Linked DNA regions of Mus musculus: region 2 is linked to region 1. A link is a contact called in ENCODE Hi-C or POLR2A ChIA-PET data. All regions are on one chromosome and are shown on one strand. Each heading gives the region's core, a stretch centred on a gene start or an enhancer-like site at or near the end of the contact. The rest is flanking DNA. Distances are from core to core; before and after follow the strand shown. Region 1 has its middle 34 kb from the start of Gm4793. Region 2 has its middle 11 kb from the start of Gm32835.

Evidence for each region. A loop is a pair of places that touch in the nucleus more often than their neighbours do. ChIA-PET counts read pairs that join two places held with the same protein, here RNA polymerase II (POLR2A).
Region 2: a map of heart shows a loop between it and region 1 (5-fold over the local background). The contact joins two enhancer-like sites. A Hi-C loop is called at or near these places in 1 of 37 maps with a recorded cell type or tissue (heart). POLR2A ChIA-PET finds 5 or more read pairs at or near these places in 2 of 5 experiments (Patski and embryonic stem cell).

What each region holds. Positions count from the first base shown.
Region 1 is chr1:135,629,779-135,633,119 of GRCm38, reverse strand. It overlaps a transcript of Nav1 not described here. Among named protein-coding and RNA genes, the nearest start is that of Gm4793, 34 kb to the right of the region's middle. Within about 2 kb of position 1,464, at least 1 of the 3 ENCODE cell types and tissues checked has a DNase peak (open chromatin) inside an H3K27ac peak, as active enhancers do; it is heart, where a contact is called at or near this core.
Region 2 is chr1:135,697,765-135,701,105 of GRCm38, reverse strand. No RefSeq gene overlaps it. Among named protein-coding and RNA genes, the nearest start is that of Gm32835, 11 kb to the right of the region's middle. Within about 2 kb of position 1,591, at least 3 of the 3 ENCODE cell types and tissues checked have a DNase peak (open chromatin) inside an H3K27ac peak, as active enhancers do; they include heart, where a contact is called at or near this core.

The DNA of each region.
Region 1 (3,341 bases), core at 215-2,714:
TGGGGGTAATCCAACACTGACGCTGATGCTAGCCCTAAGTTAGCCAGGGCTTCGGACACACCAAGGGAATATGAACAACCTCATATCGTTACCACCTGGGCCTGAGAGGTACCCTCATGGGTTAGACTGCCAAAGAATTCCTGTTTTGTTTTGTTTTCTAGATCACTCAAGGACTAACACTGTCATTCTTTTTTTTCTCTCTCTCTCTCTCTCTCTCACATACACACACATATACTTCCTACAGACTCTCCCTCCTTTTTTTAAAAAAAGATTTATTTATTTTATATATGTGAGTATACTGCTTTCAGACACACCAGAAGAGAGGGTCAGATCCCATTACAGATGGTTGTGAGCCACTGTGTGGTTGCTGGGAATTGAACTCAGGACCTCTGGAAGAGCAGTCAGTGCCCTTAACTGCAGAGCCATCTCGTCAGCCCCAAGCTTCCCTTTTTGGTCATTCCCAAAGTACTTTGTGTAGTTATCTATTTAACCGTATTTATTGACCACACAACAGGGTTGTGGGAGGTAGTGATGGGCTTCTAGAATGCCCCCATTGAACTTACAGCCCTGTGGGAAGAGACTGAACAGGTAGGATGAGTTTTAACAACACACAGAAGGAACTCTGGTTTAGCCCAAGGGCTGCAGAAGTGACCTTGTAATCAGAGCCAACAACTATGAAGCACGCCTATGGGCAAGTGGGGTAGTTTGCATGAAAATGGCTCCATAGGCTCATAGGGAGTGGCACTATTGGGAGGTGTGGCCTTGCTGGAGTGGGTATGGCCTTGTCAGAGAAAGTGTGTCACTGGGAATGGGCTCTGGGGTCTCTGATGCTCTAGCCTGGCCAGTGTGTCATTGTCTCTCCTGATGCCTGAGGATCCAAATGTAGAATTCCTGTAATTTTTGCATGCATGTCAGCCTGTATGCCACCATGCTTCCCACCATGATGATAATGGACTAAACCTCTGGACTGTAAGCCAGCCCCAGATAAATGTTTCCTCTTATAACAGTTGTGGTGGCCGTGGTGTCTCTTCACAGCAATAGAAACCCTAGGACAGCAGTTTAGAGTGTTCTGGGTTTTCTGCAGCCTCCTCTTGCTTCCCAGCCTCTACCTTCTCAAAGCACCCAGCGTTTCCTGGGATTCACACATACCTGTCTTTACCGCATATCTCCCACTTCCAATCTTACCATCTTTCTGGGGGCTCTGTGTTGATTGGAGTTGAGACTTTCTGAGTGAGCAGCGCTCGTAGTGCAAACCACAGATGATCAGATAACATCCTAACATGCCCCGGAGGGCTTCCAGCTAATGTTTGAAGACTGGATCTACAGACACCTTCCTGCAGGCTGCAGCCTCTGCTCTGCTGGGCTGAGTGCCAAGCTACGATAACACAGGGAGCACGTGGGCCAGATTTCCTCCTTCCTACTCCTCAGGAAGCTCCGCCCCTGCCCTCCACCCTACTTCCTGTTTAGCCCAGAAGTCCAGGTCAGCTTCCTTAACAGCTGTTGCTCATGTTCTTCATTTAGACTGGTGAGCTAGCAGCTCAGTGAGATGAAGTGAGGCCAATCCTTCCCAGGAGCCTTCATTCCGGGGCCCGCAGAGAACAAGAGTGGGGGGGGGGGGTTGACCATCCTGCCTCTGTAAGGGACAGAGGAGAGGAGCCCAGCTTCAGGGACCAAGAAGCAGACCAGCATATTGATTGTCTAGTCTGATCCAGACACAGTACTTGGCAGCAGACTAACTTCCTCAAGAAGGCATCATTGCTAGAGATGTCCAGGATAGATCAGGAGTGAAGAGCATTGTTGTGTACGTGGCATGGAGACGGAGCTCAGGGCCTCTCTTCTCCTCAGAGAAGGTCAGGGAGATCTTCTCAGATGGGAAATCTTTTTTTTTTTTTTTTGGATGGGAAATCCTAGTGGTACCCAGGCAGCAGAGTCTTCAGTCCAGGGACTGGGGGATGGAGAGAGGAGGCTGCTCTTCCTTCTATGGTTAGTCTTGGAGCTGAATGGGTTCTACAAGGGTCATCCTATCCTTGCCCTTGCCTTGGACAGGTGGCTAATATCAGGGAGGTATTAGGATTAGGGGGCTCTGCCCTTCACTCAGAAACCACTTCCAGCCCTGCGTGGTGTACATGCTTGTAATCCCAGGGGACCCCAAGTTAAAGGCCATCCTGGAGGACATACTGAGAGCCTGTCTCAAGAAACGGAAAACAACACAAACATTTCTGGAGCTTTTCCTGGGGCCTGGACTGGATTGGTCCCACTTAACATAAGGAGGAGTCAAACCAGGTATCTGGGTGTTGGGGGTCACTGACTTTCCCAGTCTCCTCACCTAGGCCCCGCTGGCAAGGATGGATCTCCTAGGAAAGAGAAATCATATCAGAGAGCTCTCTGAGAAGGTAATGCCACACGCTTCATGGGGCACATGTTCAGGATCTCCCGGCTGCCACCCTGGTCATTTTCTTCTCTGGTTCTAATTTTTATGGTTGGAAAGGGACTTCAAGACCCTATCTTAGTGAAAATGGAAGACAAAGGTTTTATATCTGCAAAGCCCATTAGCCAGCATCCCTCGATTCATGGCGGATATGCCACCCCAGTCCATTAACCTCTACCGGGCCAGCCCTCCTGCTCTGGATACAATTCAGTTTTCTGTGACCCTCGTAAACTACAGAGCACAAAACTAATGTGTTGAGAGTTTCATGAGGTCCTGACCCTAGTACAGAGGTCTGGGATCTCAGACACAGGATCCCCACCCCCATCCCCTGATGTTGATGTTCTGGAAGTATCTTTCTATGAATCTTACCTCTCTAGAAAGATAAGCCTTTACCAGGGGTCTTTTTATGGGGGGAGCTGCAGGAAGGCTTCCTGAGAACACTCAGATTCCTGTTAGCACCATTCTTATCCTTGCTATAAAAGAGGCCATGCTGGGGATGGGGCCCGAGGGTGTGGAGCGGGGAGGGGAGAGTGTCTGTGTCATAAGCAAGAAAAGATCCGCAGTGCTTAAGCGCTGGGTGCATCACCAGGGCTAGTCTGAGGAGGGAGAGAAACAACACTTTATTTGGAAACAATTCTGCTGAGATGCAGTGTCTCAACTTCTCTTTCCAGCTGTTTGTTATGAGGTGCTTGCTGTGTGCTCAAAACAGGGGCTGAGTCTTAAAGTTACAGGCCATGTTCTGGGCTTCGATCCAAAGGAGCAGCTCAGAGCAGATGAGCAGCCCTTAGGGGAAGGGTCCTAAGCAGTCAGCTCTTCTGGGTTCCCCTTATTTATTAGGGTTCTGGGGCAGTTCTCTCTCAAAGCCTTTGCACTTGGAATGACCCTTGGACAGGAAGGCACCCAGGCTGGGGTA
Region 2 (3,341 bases), core at 342-2,841, 68 kb before region 1:
TTATATATCTAAAATGTTTCATAATAATTTTATACAAGTAAGCGTAAGTGCGTACCAAACATCAAATGCTGCAGATGTCAAATTGAGAACTGGAGGCTAGTGATGTAGTTTGATGGTAGAGTGTGCACTTATGTTCGAGGCCTTGGGTTCCATGCTCAGCATAACACAAAAGAGAGAATGATAAGGAGGTGAGAAGTGGAACAAGCAGGTTAGAGGCTGTTGTGAGAAGCCACAGTTCCTTGATAGGAGTGAATTCAGTGCAGTACCCAGAGGAGGCCACACGGTGGCAGCGTAGAGGACTGCGTATACACCCTCAATGGTGTTTAGTGTTCAGTAGGGGTGAACGCAGGTTCTTGTTAACCCAGTTCTGGGTAGAGAAAGAGACTTAGCAATGGGTGGCTTTTGCGTCTGCCTGGGGCCTCTGGACTGCGTTTGTTGGAACTGGCAGGGCCCTAATTGCCCCTTGGGTCCCTGTGATTATTTCAGTAGAGATCCTGGGATAGTTGGGTTCTGTGTTTTGCCTGTTTGTAAAATGAGTTTGAAAAAAAAGTTCAGGGCTGGTGAGATGGCTCAGTGGGTAAGAGCACCCGACTGCTCTTCCGAAGGTCCGAAGTTCAAATCCCAGCAACCACATGGTGGCTCACAACCACCCGTGATGAGATCTGATGCCTCTTCTGGTGCGTCTGAGGACAGCTGCAGTGTACTTACATATAATAAATAAATAAATAAATCTTTAAAAAAAAAGAAAAAAGAAAAAGAAAAAAAAGTTCAGACCGGATGCAAATACTCTAGATGCCAGGTTTCTTAGCAGGAGGCACCCAGATACCATGATAGCAACATCTCTCACAGAAAGGAAGGTAAAATGTCACAGCACCAGAAATCAAGCTGAAATACAAAGTCTCTGTGCTGAAATAAGGAAACTACTCTGGAAAGAGGTGGGGAGGCAAAGAGATAATGATTCTGGCTGAAAACTATTGAGCTACTTGAGAAAGTTGTCTTTCTCCCTTCTCCCGCCTCCACCCCCTTTTATTTTTGTCTCCCTGATGATTGCATTTGGCAGTGGGTGTTGCCAAGTTTCCCAATTTAGTTTTTATTTTTCTTTCTTCTTTTCTTCCTTCCTTCCTTCCTTTTTTTTTTTTTTTTTTTTTTTTTTTGAGATAGGGCTTCTTCTCTGTCCTGGAACTCACTCTGTAAACCAGGCTGGTCTCGAACTCAGAAATCCCCCTGCCTCTGTCTCCCACGTGCTGGGATTAAAGGCATGCACCACCACCACCCGGTTCCGGTTCCTAATTTAGCGTCAAGAGAACTGGCCCCAGGGTTTTCCAGGCCACAGAAGCTGGAGGGAGGACTCGTTCGCTAGTTTGTCGCACTCCCCTCAGAAAATCCAGTCTGGGTTTTATTCTAAAGTCTGCTTTGTCTCTTCAAAGGATCTCCAGATGGGGAGATTCTGAGCTGGGGTATTTCTTCCTACCCCTCCCAGACGGATTGCGAGTTTTTTCCAGTCTGAATTCTCCCTAGGGCTCTCCTCCGCAGACGCGCCCACACCAGCAGGGGTCAGCAGTGTCCTACATCTGGCGGGGCGCTGCCTGCCACATGCGCCATCTCTTCCGGGCGCTGCCAGGGCTGCTGGGGGATTAGAGGGTGCTGTCCTGCTGAGGCCTTGGCACCATTCTAATATGCCGGCCGAGATTCCTCCCCTGAACGTGAAGTGACGTGTGGTCATTAAAAGCGCTGATGTGGATGTGAGCGTATACCGCAGACATCAGCAATGCCAGCTTACCATCTGCTTTTCACCGCCAGGTTTTTAATGTGTATTGGCACGTGCGCCTTACTTTGTGGGTCTAGGTGACAGAGAGTGTGTAGCCTGGATTTATCTTGCTGAGATTTTCTCAAAGACCTGGGGGTTCTGGATTCTACCCAGTACCCAGGATGTCAGCGAGGGACTCATGCCTCCCCAGGCTCTGGGAATGACTGGTGTTCCGGTCTCACTAACGCCAACTCCGTCACACCCAACGCTGCTCAGTGGAACAAATTCTCTCGTAGTAGTGTCAGATCTCTATGGCCAGCGTCTCCGTGACTGATGCCCGGGAAAAGCAAGCTCTGCTCAGCTTCCCGATTCATCCGTAGCCCTGGTGTCTTTTTTTTTTTTTTTTTCACGTCCCCAGTCCATTTTGCAGTTCGCTAATTTGTGCCGAATCCTTCCAGCTCAGGCCACCTTGTTAAATATGAAGGTCCCCAGGGAAATCAGAGATCCTAGAAACATCTGGTTCCTTGGAAGCAGCAGGACTCCCTGCCATCTTCCTGCTTCTCAGTTTTCCCCACTCCGACGTGATGGGGGAGCGAGGAAGGGGCTCTGGCTCGCGTACAGCTGGGGTAAAGCTGAATTGGAAGACTCCAGTTAGTGACTGGGATTCCCAGGGCCCCACGACCTTCCAAGCAGGCTCCCCTGCTGCTGTGACGGGCAGATGCCGGCTTTTCCACATGCCTTTGAAAAGGGGGACTTGGAAGAGGCCTCTCACTAGCCTGCTTTCCTAGGAGTAGAGTTACAGCAGCTGATCTAGACAACAGGTGTGGCTTTCCGTCACAGCTGCTGCAAAGCACATCTGTACTAACAAGAAGGCGGCAGTCACAGCTTGGCCCATCAGTCACCAAAGCACACCTCGGATTTCGGGGGAGTGCCTGAAAAGGCACGAGTGAAGGTTGGAGAGACTCAGATCAGCTTTGACAGAGCCCTTTTACCCTGGAAATGCCACAGCGGCCACCTCGGCCCTTGCAGTTTCATTGGTCTACAGCATAGGAATGGGGGAAGAGATCTTCTTCTCTGGGTAGCACCCCAGCCCCTGGACTGCAGCCAATTTCCCTTTCTGGCCAATGGAGCCCAGAACTTTTCAGGGTGGAGCTCAGAATCCAGGCTCTTCCAGGAAGCCAGAAGTGTGGAGGGTTTTTACAGTGGTTCTCAACCTTCCTAAGGCTGCGACCCTTTAACAGTTCCTCATGTTGTGGTGAGCCCCAAAACATAAAATTATTTTTGTTACTACTTCATAACTGTAATTCTGTGATCGTTATGAACCCTAATGTAAATATTTTTTTGAGATAGAGGGTTGGTATGGGGGTCGCGACCCACAGGTTGAGAAACACTGCTTTAGCAGCCTGGCTCTTTGGGGCTGGTTTGACTAGTAAATAAAACCTATGCTGCAGAAGCATGGGGGTGTGAGCTCATCCCCCAGCACACACATAAAACTCCAGGTGCAGACTGGTGAGATGGTTCACTGGAGAGAGGCACTAACCACCAAACCTGACAACCCAAGTTCAATGCCTCAAACACCACTGTGGAAAGAAAG